Regions from separate parts of the Homo sapiens genome. Here region 2 is linked to region 1. Evidence: chromatin loops called from intact Hi-C (ENCODE). Cell type or tissue: PC-3. All regions are shown on one strand. Links, peaks and the distances in the headings refer to the core of each region. The heading gives the core; the rest is flanking DNA.

Evidence for each region. Peaks named below come from ENCODE experiments on the same cell type or tissue, not always from the same donor. Only the 100,000 strongest peaks of a DNase experiment are listed, where the experiment ranks them.
Region 2: a loop joins it to region 1, with 6 times the contacts of the local background. A loop is called at or near these places in 2 of 110 quality-filtered maps.

What each region holds. Positions count from the first base shown.
Region 1 is chr7:3,757,790-3,766,130 of GRCh38, reverse strand. The region is part of intron 4 of SDK1 (sidekick cell adhesion molecule 1); the gene reads right to left. Among named protein-coding and RNA genes, the nearest start is that of SDK1-AS1, 410 kb to the right of the region's middle. In PC-3, for the core only: a CTCF peak has its summit at 3,904; a DNase peak (open chromatin) is centred at 4,200; H3K4me3 peaks cover 937 bases; H3K27ac peaks cover 1,947 bases.
Region 2 is chr7:3,706,210-3,714,550 of GRCh38, reverse strand. All of the region lies in intron 4 of SDK1 (sidekick cell adhesion molecule 1), which reads right to left. Among named protein-coding and RNA genes, the nearest start is that of SDK1-AS1, 360 kb to the right of the region's middle. RefSeq lists enhancers at 1,013-1,512, 1,513-2,014. In PC-3, for the core only: no CTCF peak of the experiment used is centred there; no DNase peak of the experiment used is centred there.

The sequences.
Region 1 (8,341 bases), core at 302-8,301:
ACATGAAGTTTCTACTCATCACCAAAAATTTTGGTCAACCGGCCAGAAATGTCATCTCTTGGGAAAACGCCATTTGTAAAATAAATGATACACTTATTAAAAGCATGTTCTTGTGAAGCAAGTGATCAATTCTTTGTATTACAATGTTATTGCTCCTAGGTTCTGTATCTCATGGAGGATGGTGACATCAGAAGGGAATAAATACTCTAAAACATGATCTAAGGAGGTAGTCTGAATCCTGCTGGACTCAATATTCCCTTGCTTTTTAACAGCTAATATTTAATAATGCCTCCTTTAATCCCCTGAAATAGAATCCAGATAAAACAGCCAGCCTTTTACATAGAATTTTTAAAAAAAATCAATATAATGCCCTAACAGTGATGTAAAGGAGAAACCAAAGAAGGCAATTCATAATGACTTTGCATTTCAATATGTAAATTCTGATGGCTGACTACACTGAAAGCATAATGAAGTTGTTAGATACTTCCACCTTCGTATAATGAGTATGTCTGGATGTAGAAATAGTAGAAGATTAAAAGCTATTCCATGTGAAAATACAGGAGAACAAAAGAGCACAGATACAGGTGGACACTACAACGAGAACTAGCGTTAAAAGGAAAGAAAACAAACCATTCACCACAGCGCAGGTGAATCTTACAAGCATAACGTTGAGCCAAGGAAGTCAGACATAAAAGAACAAACTCTGTTTCCTTGCATGTGAGATTCTTAGATGGAGAATAACAGTCACCTTTAGGGGCAAGGTGGTAAGGATGCAAATACTGTATTTCCCTATCTGGATGGTATTTTCATGGGCATATATTTTAAAATTCATTGGTGGTATATTCATACAATGGAATACTGTTTATTGATAATAAGGAACAAACTACTAATATATGGATGCATCTCAGAAACATTATCCTGAGTAAAATAAGCACTAGATTTTTTTTTAAAGCCACACACTATATAATTCACTTATATTGTTCTAGTACAAGCTAAACCAGTGATTCTCAAATTTTTTGCTCTCAGTATCCTTATACAGTTTAAAAACTATAATTATTAAAAGAAAACCAAAAAGTTTTGTTTTATGTTGTTATATATGTACACTTACCATATTACATTTTATACTGAGATACTTGAGATTCATAATTCATTAAAAATGACAATAAACCTTACATATTAGACTATATAACATGTTTTATGAAAAATAATACTTTCCAAAACAAAGTAAAAGTATGGCACTTTTTATTTTTAAAAATGCCTTTAATGTTTAGCTTAATAAAAGACAGCTGGATTTTCCTATCTGTTTCTGAATTCAATTTACATATTAAAATACATATTCATTATGAATTACTTTTATGTCTCCTTTATATCAAAGCTAGAATATTATATTGATTTTTTTTAAATTGTATGTTTAGGATGATTATTTTTTTTTAGATTTTTTTATTTTTTGAGACAGAGTCTCACTCTGTCGCCCAGGCTAGAGTGCGGTGGCGCAATCCCTGCTCGCTGCAACCTCTGCTTCTCGGATTCCAGCAATTCTCTTGCCTCAGCCTCCCAATTAGCTGGGATTACAAGGGCCACCATGCCCAGCTAATTTTTGTATTATTAGTAGAGGCGGGATTTCACCATGTTGGTCAGGCTGGTCTCGAACTCCTGAGCTCAGGTGATCCACCCGCCTCGGCCTCCCAAAGTGTTGGGATTACAGGCATGAGTCACTGTGCCCGGCCTAGGATGGTTATTTTAATCTATGAATTGCATCGCAGGAGAATAATAGGGCCATGATTAAATATTTGTTGTAAAAAAGGGGGGTATTTTGTCCAGTAGGATGGAGAATACCGCCTTAGATCAAGTTTTAAAGCATTCATTCTTTCCTCAGCTCATCAATCTCCCTTAAATACAGAACCTAGGAGCAAAAATATTACAATGCAAGAAATTACTGTAGCATCTGAAAATCCCCATTCACAACAGAATGAGATAGAAAAGGGAAAATGCCAAAGTAGAATTATAAAAATACGAGTATTATAACAATACTACTCATAGCTTTGACCCCCAGGGTCCCCTGAAGGGTTTCCAGACCATCCACAAATCCCCATACCAAGGCTGTATTTTCTATGGCAAAAATTTTCAAAATTGTGGTTTCCTTTTGGGTTAGGGTTAGGTTTGACTGGGAAGGGGCATGAGAGAACTGTCTGAGGTAACAGTGGCAGTGATATTTCATACCTTAATGGACTTATAGGACACGGATGCATACATTCGTAAAATCATGTGAGGAGCATTTATATGTTAGTTTGTTGCTTATTATCAGTAAATACTATTCTAATGTATGAATATGTCATGAATGAATTTTAAACTATACACTCATGAAAACACCACCTAGATAGAGATATAAAATATTTGCATTCTTACCACCACCCCTAAAAAGGTAACTGTTATTCTGGCATCTATGAATCTCATGTGAAAGGAATAATAAAAATATGTGTTTTATGTTCAATATTTTATGTTTAATATTTATCCATTTTATTGTGTGCAAATTTTAGCTTAACAAGTAAACACATGAAACTCTAATGATATGCATGGTGAAGTGTTTAGGGGCAACGTGTACTGATGCCTGCAGCTTTGAAATGTATCAAATAAGATGGACTGGTGGAAGAATGGAGGGACATGAAGATGTATAGATGCGATGAAGTAAATATAGCAAAATGTTCGTTGCAGAATCTAGGTGGTGAGTATATGGATGTTCACTTTACAATTCTTTTGGCTTTTCTGTACGTATGAAAATGTTTATAATAAAATGTTGAAAAAAATGATCGAGTTGTATGCTTAAGACTTCTGTATTTTGCTACATGTAAGTTATGCCTTGATTTTAAAAACTGAAATATTAAACAATCAAAAGTACTAAGATTAGAAAAAATAAGACTATGCTTATTTGTAAATGACAAGACAAAAAAATTTATTAAAGACAGTTTATCCAAGACAAATTACTCATTATTAAAGAAAAAGAAATTTATGGCTTTCTCAGGAATAAGGAGGCTTATTTTTAAGTGAAGTGTCAAAATAATGTCCTATGTTGACACAGGATAGGGTACTGAAAAAGGATCCCAGAAAATTACTCTCCTATCTTGAATTCCTATCACGTGCCAAGCAAAAGATCCAGTCTCTGATGCTTAAGAGGGAAAGAACCAGGAGGCTAGAACACAGTTATGTTGTAGACTTGTGCACACATCAGCATAAGACTAAAAACCTGTAGGCAACCTCAAAAATCAATCATTTAAATGTGTGATTTTATAACATATTCATACTGTCATACTACGGAAACAAAAACTACATAAATGACAGTGATTTTTTAAAAACTATTAGTAAAAGTCAGTGGTCTCTTCACACTTCATGGTCTTCATCTAATTAAAACATATTTGGTTTTAAGTCTATTACAGTGAATGTTACATCCCCTCTGTTAAATATTTGCATGCCACAGCTACAAATGAAGACTGATTCACAGGTGTTGCACTGGCCGCTCAAACACCACAAGGGCATTGCTGAAATGGAGAATGGCTATCGCTAAAAGTACCCAACCAACCAAAGCACAATTTTCCCTCAATTTACTCAGTAATTGCATTTGCAGCAAGTATCGGTGAAAGTTAAAAATACCACAAAAATACCATGCATGTTTAAGAAAAATGAAGTACTAGTTTTTTGTTGTTGTTTTTTGCTTTTACCTACGTAAACATCTAGAGGGTCGTGCAGGAGATCTATGAGGGCGCAGAGCCGCCCTTCATCCTGCAGGACTATCCAAGCGCTGCAGCAGGTGCAGTCTGTTTTCTGTCCTCTCCACAAATGCCATCATCAGGACCACCAAAAATGCCCACAGAACACCCAGTACGTCCCATAGGAGACCCAGAATGTCCCATAGGAGGTACTGCTTCCTCAACTAGAAACCACGGATCTAAGCTGAAAGGATTGTTGTAGGAGTATTTAGATTTCAATAGCAGAAATATAATCCCCCAAACCGCTGTTATGTGCTCATTCCTGAATCATTCAGTGTAAACATTTATTTAACCTCTATAAATAATTTGTAGCTAACTGTGGTTAAAGATATGCTCAGATACACAGTCATCTGCTGATAGTTTGTGCCTACAGTTCACTACAAAGAAAGCATTTCACTAGCAGCTAAAGGCTTGTCATATGGAAACAATATTTGCTTATTCTTGCCTAAGGCTGGATTTAACACACTGAGCCTGATGTGAAAGATCATTTTGCTATTCAAACTGCAAGTCGCAAGCAAATACAAAGGCTTCATACTTGCTTTTACATATTATTCTTATGATTTTTGTTGTCAGTTTGTATTTAACCTCAGCGTTCCTGTCCTGCATGATTTCATAACTATAATCTGCTACTTAGTCACTGCAGTACTTGCATATTTTCTCTAATCAAACTTGTATCAAAACTCCTGAGTCATTCCTGTGTTCTCTGCGCTCCAGCATCCTAGATGTTTTCTGCCTTTGCTTCTTCCTATTTCTTTTTTTCCCTACCTTCATCCTTGTACAATGATTAGGCCTATTATTATTATTTTTTTTTTTTTTGAGATGGAGTCTCACTCTGTCGCCCAGGCTGGAGTGCAGTGGCATGATCTCGGCTCACTGCAAGCTCCGCCTCCCGGGTTCAGGCCATTCTCCTGCCTCAGCCTTCCGAGTAACTGGGACTACAGGTGCCCACCACCACGCCTGGCTAAGTTTTTGTATTTTTAGTAGAGATGGGGTTTCACCGTGTTAAGGCAAGAAAAGATGAAATGGCATGTGAATTCACTTGTTGACATGAGTTGCCACCTAATAACTAAATAGATCATCAGCAAGAGCAAAAAAAAAAAAAAAAAAAAGGAGGGGGGGCTTGATAAAAAAAAAACTACTGGATTTTTCAATGAAATTAGAAAAAAATCAGTCAACTTAAAAAGCTCTATGCAACTTGGCAATCCACACGCTCACCTGGAAAAAGTGCTACTCATTCTGTTACAGATTCACAAAATATTTACAAATCTTTACATAAAAATTACACACATACTTATCTGACCCACTCCTACGTATCTAACTCAAGTGAATTGAAAATGTAAGTTCCCAAAAAATTACATGTAGGCAAATGCTCATAGCAGCTTAATTCATAACCATCCCAACAACCAAAACATTCTTCAACAGATGAAGAGTTCAACAAATTGTGATACATTCCAGACAATGAAATACTTCACTACTCAGCGTTAAAAGGAATGAACTGTTGATTCACACAACAGCATAAATAGATCTTAAATGCTTTCTGCTAAGTTAAACACCCAGATGGCTACGTGCCGTATGATCCTAATGATATTGCCTACTGAGAAAGGCAAAAACGGAAAAGTCAGAAACAGATCAGTGGTTGCCAGGAGCCGGTTATCATCCCAAAAGACACAATCCCAAACACCACATCCAAATGCAGAAATCCCAAAAGATCAAAATCCCTGAAGTCTAAAAGTCCCCCAAATCACAATCCTGAAAGATCAAAATTATTCCAAAACTATTATTCTGAGGAAAATGTTTTAATTCCTTAAAAGACATTTATTTACATGTACAAAAAGAGATTTATTTGGCAAACATAAAAACGTGACCGAACACTTCATAGGTCACTTTGTGCAATAAAATGAACAATAATAACATACATTTTTTGCAAGGATAAACATTCAGGTATACTAATGACAGTCACACAAGAATAAGAGCTATGAGCAAACTGTATTCAGAAAGAAACAGGTAACAGGTCAACAAGGGGAATGTATGCATGCACATTGCTGTGGTTGGTAATTGTGTGCACCCAGCTTTGTAACTGTGGTCATCTGAAATACCATGACGGACAACCTGAGTCTTCTGTTGAAATTGATCAAAAACTGCACTGGATCATCACTGTATATGCAGCCACCCAAATGGCCGAGACCTCGAGAAATTTTATCTTTCACAAATGCAGATATGCAAAAAAGACATCTCTTTATTTATGGAGGAATTTTCCATGTTTTTACAAACATGCACAATGCGTAAACAGTCAACGTTATGATAATGCTCTTTTGTGCAGTCAAATTTGAAAAAAAAATACATAAAACAAATCAGAGCCCTCTCAAGGTCTCTACAAAATTTATACCCCCAGTATTGGAAATGATGGGAAAAGGAAATATATAGCACAGCAAATTGTAAAACAAAAGAATGCGGACAACTTAAAATAATGGGGAAAAGCCTGGGCACAGTGGCTCACACCTGTAATCCCAGCACTTTGGGAGGCCCAGGTGGGTGGATCACCTGAGGTCAGGAGTTCGAGACCAGCCTGGCCAACATGGTGAAACCCCGTCTCTGCTAAAAATACAAAAAATTAGCCAGGCATGGTGGCATGCCCCTGTAGTCCCAGCTACTCAGGAGGCTGAGGCAGAAGAATCGCCTGAACCCGGGAGGTGGAGGTTGCAATGAGCTAAGGCTGCACTCCAGCCTGGGCGACAAGAGCAAAATTCCGCCTCCAAATAATAATAATAATAATAATAATAATAATGAAAAAAATTTAAAAAGAAAAAACAGAGAAAACTAAAAAGAAAATTCAACATATGATAAAAGCGTATTTCAAGGACAGATTATGGGTAACTGCAGGGAGACAGTCCACAGTCGCTGGCTTTCACCATCATTAACTAATACTTTAAAGTCATGCATCAGGATGCACAGCTACTTTTTTTCTTATAGGACATGGCTCTCCTCAGAAAATACATACACATTTATTTTCTATATAGCACTGCTCTTTTAAAAATGTTTCTATGATTCAATAGCCACCAACATGAGCATTCCCTATTAAACATTCCCACTTTCTATTTAGAGATTGATCTTTTGGGATTTAGACTTCAGAAAGTACAGCATTTTACAGCATTTCTTTCAGAATTATGATCCAAACCCCTTGGGAAACAGTGATTTGACTGATTATTGCAGGATAAAGGAAAAATGAGCCATAGGTAAAGCCTGTATTTTGGTTGGTAAATTTGTTTCTCGCAGGATACACGTCAGCAATCCTAAGGGTAGTTTACACAAATGCTACCATTGAACACCTAAATAAACTGTGGATAATGCGAGTCAGGTTTCTCCCTGTCAGAGAAATAAATTACAAGTAACCAAGGGAGGAAAACAGAATGAACCCCATGGTACTGGATTAGACTCAGAAATACTTGTAGAAACTCACGGTTATTTTTAAATAGATACAGATGGATACAGACAGGAACAGAGACTTGTGTGTATACATGGGTTGGAATACATATACCTGTTTCCTAGCTGGGTCCACTGAGAGGCCTAGAGGATGTGACAGCACAGGGGCTACAAGCACACTCCATGCTTCAGTCTTGGTTTCTAATCCTATTTCCCCATAAAAGGCACCAGGGTTCTTAAAGAAATGGCTGACTCTGGGCGGGTGCAGGTGACACACAGAACAAGGCTGGAGGATCTCACAGTGCAGAGTAAGTGCCAAGAAAAGAAAAAGATAAGAGCACGTCAAACAAACACAGTGGCCAACTGGAGAAAGCTCTCAAGGCCACAGTAGGAGCCATTTGACCTACAAATTAAATCTATTAGGTTGGTACAAAAATAATTACAGTTTCGCATTAGTGTTAATGACAAAAACTACCATTATTTTTGCACCAACCTAAATAGAAGATTATAACCCAGAGAATAACATAAATATTCATATATCCAAAATGATATAAATAAATGATTGAATATATAAATGGGAGATGGGACAGATTTCCTTTACAGAAAAATTCCAAAAAACAAATGTAGGAAGAATGAGGGAAATGAGAAAAATCACCGTTAGAACATTACGATAGAAATGCTGTAAGCAAGAGCCACTGCCGAATGCTAAAATGGGTGGCTGAAAGTTTAGGAAAAACAGATATTTGCATTGCCTCAAAGTATATCCCTCAGAATATTTATTAAGTACAGTGGCGGTTTTAACATATGCCCACGAATTCTTTGATACTCTTCCCTGCAGAGTGGAACTTAACTGCCCTCTGCTTGACTGTGGGCTGGACTTGACAACTTGCTTCTAAGGAACTGTGGTATAATGAGAAAGATACGTTTGGTCTTTGTGCCCAGTTCCTGGCACAGAGCTACTAAAACGTATGGAATTTCATGAGTGATAAGGGTTATAGGAGTCTTTTGTTCTAACAAGGCAACTCTTGGCAGGCCCCTAGATAGCTTCAGGATGGGTGCTGGTCACCAGAAAGACCAAGCCTTGATTAGAAACTTGGAACTTTCAGCCCCACTCCCCAGTCTCCTGGGAGGGGAGGGGGCCTGAAGGTTGAGTTCAATCA
Region 2 (8,341 bases), core at 221-8,220, 51 kb after region 1:
TAAGATGTAACAAAATGCAAAGCACTTAAAGGACTGATGTGAAATGAGCAAATGGGATAAACTTATTATTCTTAATTTAAGAGGAAACTGAGACTCTGGAAGGGCGAATAACTAGTTCATATTTAAACAGGTAATTGACAGGTTGAAAAGAGAGTAAAAAAGATAATAACATCCCTATGGTACTTCTATCATTCTAAAGCTCCTTTCACAAATATTTAATTCTAAGAATAGTAATGATTTTCCTTCATATTTTACAATAAGGAAGTTCAGAGATTTTAAGCAACGGGTCTGGCTACACAAGGAGTGATCAAGGCCTCTACCTCCTGGTCTATCTGCAGCCTCTGAGTTTTTCCCGTCCCTCTGAGTCTAAGTCCAGAGCTCTTTCTGTTGCCCTGGATGTGCACCATGGCGTCAACGTGTTGTTGTTTTGAATTCCTGGCTCCATACTTTAAACGCTTCCTCCTTTGCTGTCAGGCAGCCGGCTCACGACTTGCTGCCGTCTGCACACCTGCCTCTCAAAATGTTTCTCATCTGATATTTCGATGTTTGTGGGCTGAGATGAAACAGTCTTTGAATTAGGGTCTGAGGTGCTCTCTCTTTTAAATAAAGTCATGAATTAATATAATGTTCATTTTGGCAGTGGAAAGCCTGATTTGCTGATTCCTGACTCTCGGTTTTGTTTTTAATCACTATGATTACTTGATATAGGACTTGTCAACAAGTGAGGGGCTGTGACTATAATACCTTAACATTAGCAAATCACATGTATTTAATCAATTAAATATTAAATTGTTGAATGGTTTTCCTTTTGAAGGGAGTACATTCTCCACATGAAATCTCTAGTCCAGGTTCTATGATCAGTGATCAAATACTGTGACAGAAAGCTGTAGAAAGGTATCTGATGACGGATGGGATCTTATTCTAACAGAACTGACGTATTCTTGAAAAGCCTCTTTTCTGTACTCTCAGGTATAAATACTGAAGTCTAGACCAGGCCTAATTCAATGGTAAAAGACAGAAAAGCCAGTGCTGCGGGTGGGGGAGAGACATATCTAAGACACTCAAGGCAAGAATGAAGCCATTCCCGTGGGAAGCAAAGGGAAAATGTGTAGCAGTCATCTTTTCCCCTCTCTCCACCTTTCTTTTTTGAAGTCCTTACTTAGTTTTAAGTTCTTTGTAGGCTCTTTCTTTCTTTTCTTGAGGAATAGGATTTCTGTAAGCATGGAAAGACAAACAACCCCAATTGTACTTTATCACAACACAGAGCCTGAGCTCCCAGACGACTTGGAAGGAGAAAGATCATTATCCTTCTTATCCTAACAAAGGAAGACAATGTCTTCATCATCCATCAATTCGCTGAGCAGCCGGACTCAGCTTTGAAGGAAGTGCTTATCTCAGGGGTGTGCTGGCAGAGGGTTCCTGGTGCCTTCAGCCTGCTCCCCGCTGTGCAAGATCTGCTTCTCCAGGGACGCAGCACCTGCCTCCTGGCACCCTGCCATGCCCCAGCCACATGGGCACGCCTTGGTGCCCATCCCCTTAAGACAAGCTTGTGGCCAACAGCAATCAGCATTCCTGGGTGTCAGGCATATGGGTTTGCAGCTCACAGAAGCTTTCAGGGAACAGTGCACTAACCAAAGGAGAGAATCCAATGGCACCACTGAAGGTCCAAGGGGTCTATATTGTGGGGGCACCTGGGCCAAGTCGCAGGGCCATTCCTTGTTTATTTAGCCACATTTAGACTCTGCTCCTTTAGGAAGACTTTTCTGACCCTTTCCTCAGAATGAACTTCTTTCCTAGGTGAACAGGTATACTCTTGTACCCATTTCTCTAACAAGGTAACTACTGCCCAGTAAATGTCTGTTCATATGCCCACTGCCATGCGCTTCAGGAAGGCAGTGAAATGTCCTATCCATCTTTAAAACAACATGACAATATCGTTATAATGCTGTAGAGCAGCAGTCCCCAACCTTCTTGGCACCAGGGACCAGTTTCATGAAAAACAATTTATCCACAGACCAGAGGGTTGGGGGATGGTTTTGGAATGATTCAAGTGCATTACATTTATTGTGTACTTTAATTCTATTATTATTACACTGTAATACATAATGAAATCGTTATACAACTCACCATAACGCAGAATCAGTGGAAGCTCTGAACTTGTTTTCTTACAACTAGACAGTCCCATCTGGGGGTGATGGGAGACAGTGACAGATCATCAGGCATTAGATTCTCATAAGTAGCGTGCAACCTAGGACCCTCACACGCACAGTTCACAATAAGGTTCACGGTCCTATGAGAATCATATGCTGCCACTGATCTGACAGGAGGTGGGGCTCAGGCAGGAATGCAAGTGATGGGGAATGGCTGTAAATACAGATGAGACTTCGCTCACTTGCCCACCCTGCGCCTCCTGCTGTGCAGCCTGGTTCCTAACAGGCCATGGACTGGCCTGGTTCCTACCCAAGGGTTGCGGACCTCTGCTGTAGAGCATTTGCTTTTCTCCAAGCACTGGATTAACCGTTTCACATGCATGTTCTTATGGAACTGTCACACCAACCCTACTGTGTAGATGCCATCATTAATCTTGTTCACTAATGTGGAAACTGGGCTTTAGACAAAGTAACTTGCCCGCACAGGAAAACAGCCACAGAGATGTTTCCCCTGGAAGTCTACCATGGCAGGGCTCCTCCCTGGTCTCCCAGGAGTCAAATCAAAAGATCACAACGCCCCCAGCTTCCAGGCATACAGAAGCTCCCCACTGTACTCAGAATGGGAAGAACCTCAATGGCCTCCAGGGCCTGCAGGATCTGGTTCCTGCCTAACTCTCCCACCCTGCCTTGACCCTTTGCCTGGCTTATGATACTACAGCCACAGTCATTTTCTTCCTGTTTCTTGACCAAACAGCTTTTCTGCTTTGGGCTCTTTGAACATGTCAACTCCATGGCCTGAAATGCTCTGAGCCCTGGTACCAGCAGCATCTCTGGCTCCTTCTTATACTTAGGAAGCTATGCAAATGTCACCTCCCTAGAGCAGCCTTCCCGATCACCCACCAAAGCAAACTATCACCTCCATGACCTGAGTCATTGTTTCCTTCATAGAATTCACAGCCATCTATCATCATCTTGTTTATTCATTTGTTTACTTGGAACTACCTGTCTCTCCCAGGTAAATTTTACGAGGTCAGAGGCCTTACTTGTCTCCTGATGTATCCCTGAAGTGTGAGCCCAGGACTCAACACATATTTAGTTACAAAACTAATCCTTAATAGCAAAGATAATGGTTAGCACAGTCTCCAAAATTAAAGAAGATTATTCTCACTTTAAAGAGAAGAAGAGATCTGCAAAAATATTTAGAAATACTTTTATGTGGTTTAGAAAAGTCAAATCATACTGTTTCCTGTGATTAAAGTGTGTCAACTTTCTTAAATAAGACAATTCAAACTTTTGGATACGAAACTATTTTCCTTTCTGAAAAATAATATAAGTTGCCATCAAATTATACCTTATGAATACACAAAAGAACATCCTGAGAGTTTCCTGGGAATAAAATTTAATTGTAAAGTTTGAAACTGATATACATGTAAAGAAAAGCTTTCAAATACACTTTGTATTTTAGAGAAAAATCTTTGTATTACTGCCTGAAGCCACAGTAATAAAGATATCAACCAGGTATTTGTTAATGATGCAACATTCAATATACTATAAAATAAGGTAATCTGAAGATAGGAACAATCAAATGCCAAAGCAAACATCCTGAAGGAATTTTCCAAGACATACACGGAGGTTGGCTGCCAAGATTGTTGGCCCATTAGCCTCTCTGCTGGTTTCCCAATCATCCAGGAGCCCCTTTAGGTCAAGTGATAACACAACTGTGGTTAAATTAATGGCAAGAGTAATTTACGAGAGTGTCGAAGCACACACACAATGTTTGCCTTAGATTTCACCGTTCTGTTTTAGCACAGGAGATAAAACAGTACATAAAGACTTGTTTTAACTACGAGAAACTACACTGTCAAGCATGAAAACAGGAGATTTTTCCCTAAGCAGCTTGTTTCTATATCAAAAGTAGAAATGTCCCTAATGACATTAGTCCTTAATAATTCCAATATGAGAACTTTAATAAAGAATAACCAGATTTGAGCAATGGCTTTTTTCCCAGTCTCATTAAAATAACATGAAACAACAGAATAACCAGTCAACAAGAAAGTTACTAAGTGTGTGTTCAGTATGTGAGGATCTCACGCCCACCTAATCATTCTGGAGGGTGCAGAGGAATGTAACATGAACCCTCTTTATAACAAATACAGGCAAGAAAACAAAATGTACACATGTGGGACAGCAGCATAATTAACTGCTGCATGTTACTGGCTCTAAGTACCACCAGATCTGTCAGTGAAAAATGAGAGGAGAATCAATTCTCTGTCCTGAAGCAGCTTAAAACATAAAAGGTTTGTGAACAACATGTGAGGTTTAATTAGGAATGTTTACAGAGTTTTAATAAAATCTCTGATTTTTTTTCCTTTATAGTCAAGTAATATGTCAAATAATTTCAGAAACTATGAAATGATGAAAAGATATAAAAGCAGAGAGAACATTTAAGTCTCGGGGCACCTGGCACGTGCTTTGCTCCTGTGAGCTCACACAAAGCCCATCTTGCAGCTGGGGCCAGGACCCCTGTGTGGGCCTTGATGACAAACAGCAGGAGGAGAGAGCCTACAGCTTCTACCCTTTGGTGGGCCAAGTTCCCTTTGATATTAGAAGTTTGGTTCATCTTGCAAAGTACCTAGGCAAATGTTTCAAAAGCCCAATTTCAAGAAAAGGATTTTACTTTAAAAATAGGAAAACTTCTTTTTTTCAATATGGTGGATTGGAGGCAGTGTTAGCATGCGTCTCCCCCTTGGAAAGAAAAAATAGTCTGCAGAGACACACCATTAACTTTCTTCCAAGAAACAATGAAGGAATTTAACAGAAAAATGGAAAGAAACCACAGACCCTTTGAAAGAAGCAGCAGGCTGCAGCCTACACCATGAGCCAGGTGAAGAACTGTGAGTATGACAGTGGGACGGACTGCCTCCAGGGAACCTGGCAATCCAGTCCACAGAGAAAGCCTTAACCCTACCTAGTGCTGAACCTGATACAGGGAGGGGTGGGGAATATTAAGTAGGAGCAGCAGAAGGAAGGGCCTTGCATGCATGCCCAGTCTCCAGCATGGATGGAGGGAAACCATTCCTGACTTCTATCAGCAGACTTCTCAGGAGAAACCTTACAAGCCCAAAGGATGTGGGGTCCTATCTTGAGGCTCCTTAAACAGAATAACTGTCAGCCAAGAATTTTGTATCCAGCAGAACTAAGTTTCATAATTGAAGGAGAAATAAAGTAATTTTCAGACAAATAAATGCTGAGAGAATTTGTCACTACCAGGCCAGCCCTACAAGAAATGCTAAAAGGAGTTCTGAATTCTGAAACAAAAGGTTGTTATGCACCATAATAGAACTTCTTGAAAGCATAATAGCCACAGGGCCTATAAAACAATAATGCAATAAATAAAATAAAGTATCTAGGCAACAATTAACATGATGGCTGGAAGAGTATCATGAATGCAGTATTAACATTAAATGTAAATGGCCTAAGTGCTTCACTTAAATATTAACACTGAATGTAAATGGCCTAAATGCTCCACTTAAAAGATACACATGGGCAGAATAGATAGAAAATACAAACCAAATATCTGATGTCTTCAAGAGACTCACTTGACATGTAAGGTAATAGAGTTTGGATATGTGCCCCTGCCCAAATCTCGTTTCAAACTGTAATTTCCAATGTTGAATGGAGGGCCTGGTGGGAGGTAACTGGACCTTGGAGGTATGGAGGGCCTGGTGGGAGGTAACTGGACCTTGGAGGTATGGAGGGCCTGGTGGGAGGTAACTGGACCTTGGAGGTATGGAGGGCCTGGTGGGAGGTAACTGGACCTTGGAGGTATGGAGGGCCTGGTGGGAGGTAACTGGACCTTGGAGGTATGGAGGGCCTGGTGGGAGGTAACTGGACCTTGGAGGTATGGAGGGCCTGGTGGGAGGTAACTGGACCTTGGAGGTATGGAGGGCCTGGTGGGAGGTAACTGGACCTTGGAGGTATGGAGGGCCTGGTGGGAGGTAACTGGACCTTGGAGGTATGGAGGGCCTGGTGGGAGGTAACTGGACCTTGGAGGTATGGAGGGCCTGGTGGGAGGTAACTGGACCTTGGAGGTATGGAGGGCCTGGTGGGAGGTAACTGGACCTTGGAGGTGGGTTTCTCATGAATGGTTTAGTGCCACCCCTCCTGGTACTGTCCTTGTGATAGTGAGTGAGTTCTCGTGAGATCTGGTCATTTTAAAGTGTGTGGCATCTCCCCTCTCATTCTCTCTTGCTCCTGTTCCTGTCATGTAAGATGTGCCTGCTCCTCTTTGCCTTCTGCCATGACTGTAAGTTTCCTGAGGCCTCCCCAGAAGCTGAGCAGCATCACGCTTCCTGTACAACCTACAGTACCATGAGCTATCTAAACCTCTTTTTAAAAAAAAATAAATTACTCAGTCTCAGGTATTTCTTTATAGCAATGAGACTAATACATGAGGATTCATAAAAACTCAAGGTAAGGGGATGGAAAAAGATATTCCATGCAAATAGAAATCAAAAGTGAGCAGAAGTAGCTATTCTTATATCACATAAAACAGACTTTAAAGCAACAACAGTAAAGAAAAAAAGAGACACAAAAGGTCATTATGTAATGATAAGAGGATGAATCCAACAAGAAGAATTACAATCCTAAGTTTCTATGCATTTAACACTAGAGCTCACAGATTCATGAAACATTTACTATTAGACCTAAGAGATGAGATAAACAGAAACACGATAATAGGGGGGGCCTTCAGCTCCCCACTGACAGCACCAGACAGACAATCAAGAGAGAAAGTCAACGAACAAACAATGGACTTAAACTCCTGTAGAACAAATGGACCTAACAGATATTTACAGAACATTCTACCCAAGAACTGCAGATACACATTCTTCTCATCAGCATATGGAACAGTCTCCAAGATAGACCGTATAATGGATTACAAAACAAGTCTCGATAAATGTTTTAAAAATCAAAATCACTTCAAGTATTTTCTCTGATCAGAATAGAATAAAATGAGAAATGAACTACAAAAGGAACCTTGAAAACTACAAACACATGTAAATTAAACAACCTGCTCCTGGAATGATTTTTGAATTGACAATGAAATCAAGATGGAAATTTAAAAATTCTTTGAAATAAATAACAGTGACACAAGTTATCAAAACTTCTTGGATACAGCAAAAGCAATGCTAAGAGAAAAGTTTATAGCATAAAGTGCCTCCACAAAAAATTCTGAAAGATCATAAATTGACAATCTAATGTCATATCTCAAGGAACTAGAGAAACAAGAACAAACTAAACCCAAAGCTAGCAGAAGAAAATAAATAACAAAGATCCAGAGCAAAATGAAATAAAATTGAAACAAAAAACAAAAACAAAATATCAATGAAACAAAAATCTTGTTCTTTGAAAAGACAAAGTTGATAGACCATTAGCTAGACTAACCAAGAGAAGAAAAGATTCAAATAAACTCAATTAGTAATAAAACTAGAGACATTACAACTGACAGCACAGAAATACAAAAGATCATTTGATACTACTATGAACACCTTTGTGCACACAAATTAGAAAATCTGGAGGAAATGAATAAATTCCTGGAAACATATAACCCTCCTTGATTAAATCAAGAAGAAACAGAAACTCTAAACAGACCAGTAACAAGCAGTGAGACTGAATGAGTAATTTAAAAAAAAGTTGCTGGCCGAGCACAGTGGCTCACGCCTATAATCCCAGCACTTTGGGAGGCCAAAGTGGGTGGATCACGAGGTCAGGAGATCGCAACCATCCTGGCTAACATGGTGAAACCCCATCTCTACTAAAAATACAAAAAAATTAGCCGGGTGTGGTGGCGGGCACCTGTAGTCCCAGCTATTTGGGAGGCCGAGGCAGGAGAATGGTGTGAACCCAGGAGGCGGAGCTTGTAGTGAGCTGAGATCGTGCCACTGCACTCCAGCCTGGGTGACAGAGCAAGACTCCATAAAAAAGAAAAATGCCAACAAAAAAGCCCAGGACCAGATGGATTTACAGCTGAATTCTACTAGACATTCAAAGAATTGGTGCCAATCCTACTGAAACTATTCCAAAAGACTGAGAAAGAGGGAATCCTCCCTAACTCATCTGTGAAGCCAGTATCACCCTGGTACCAAGCCAGGAAAGACATAACAGCAACAAAAAATAAAACTACAGACCAA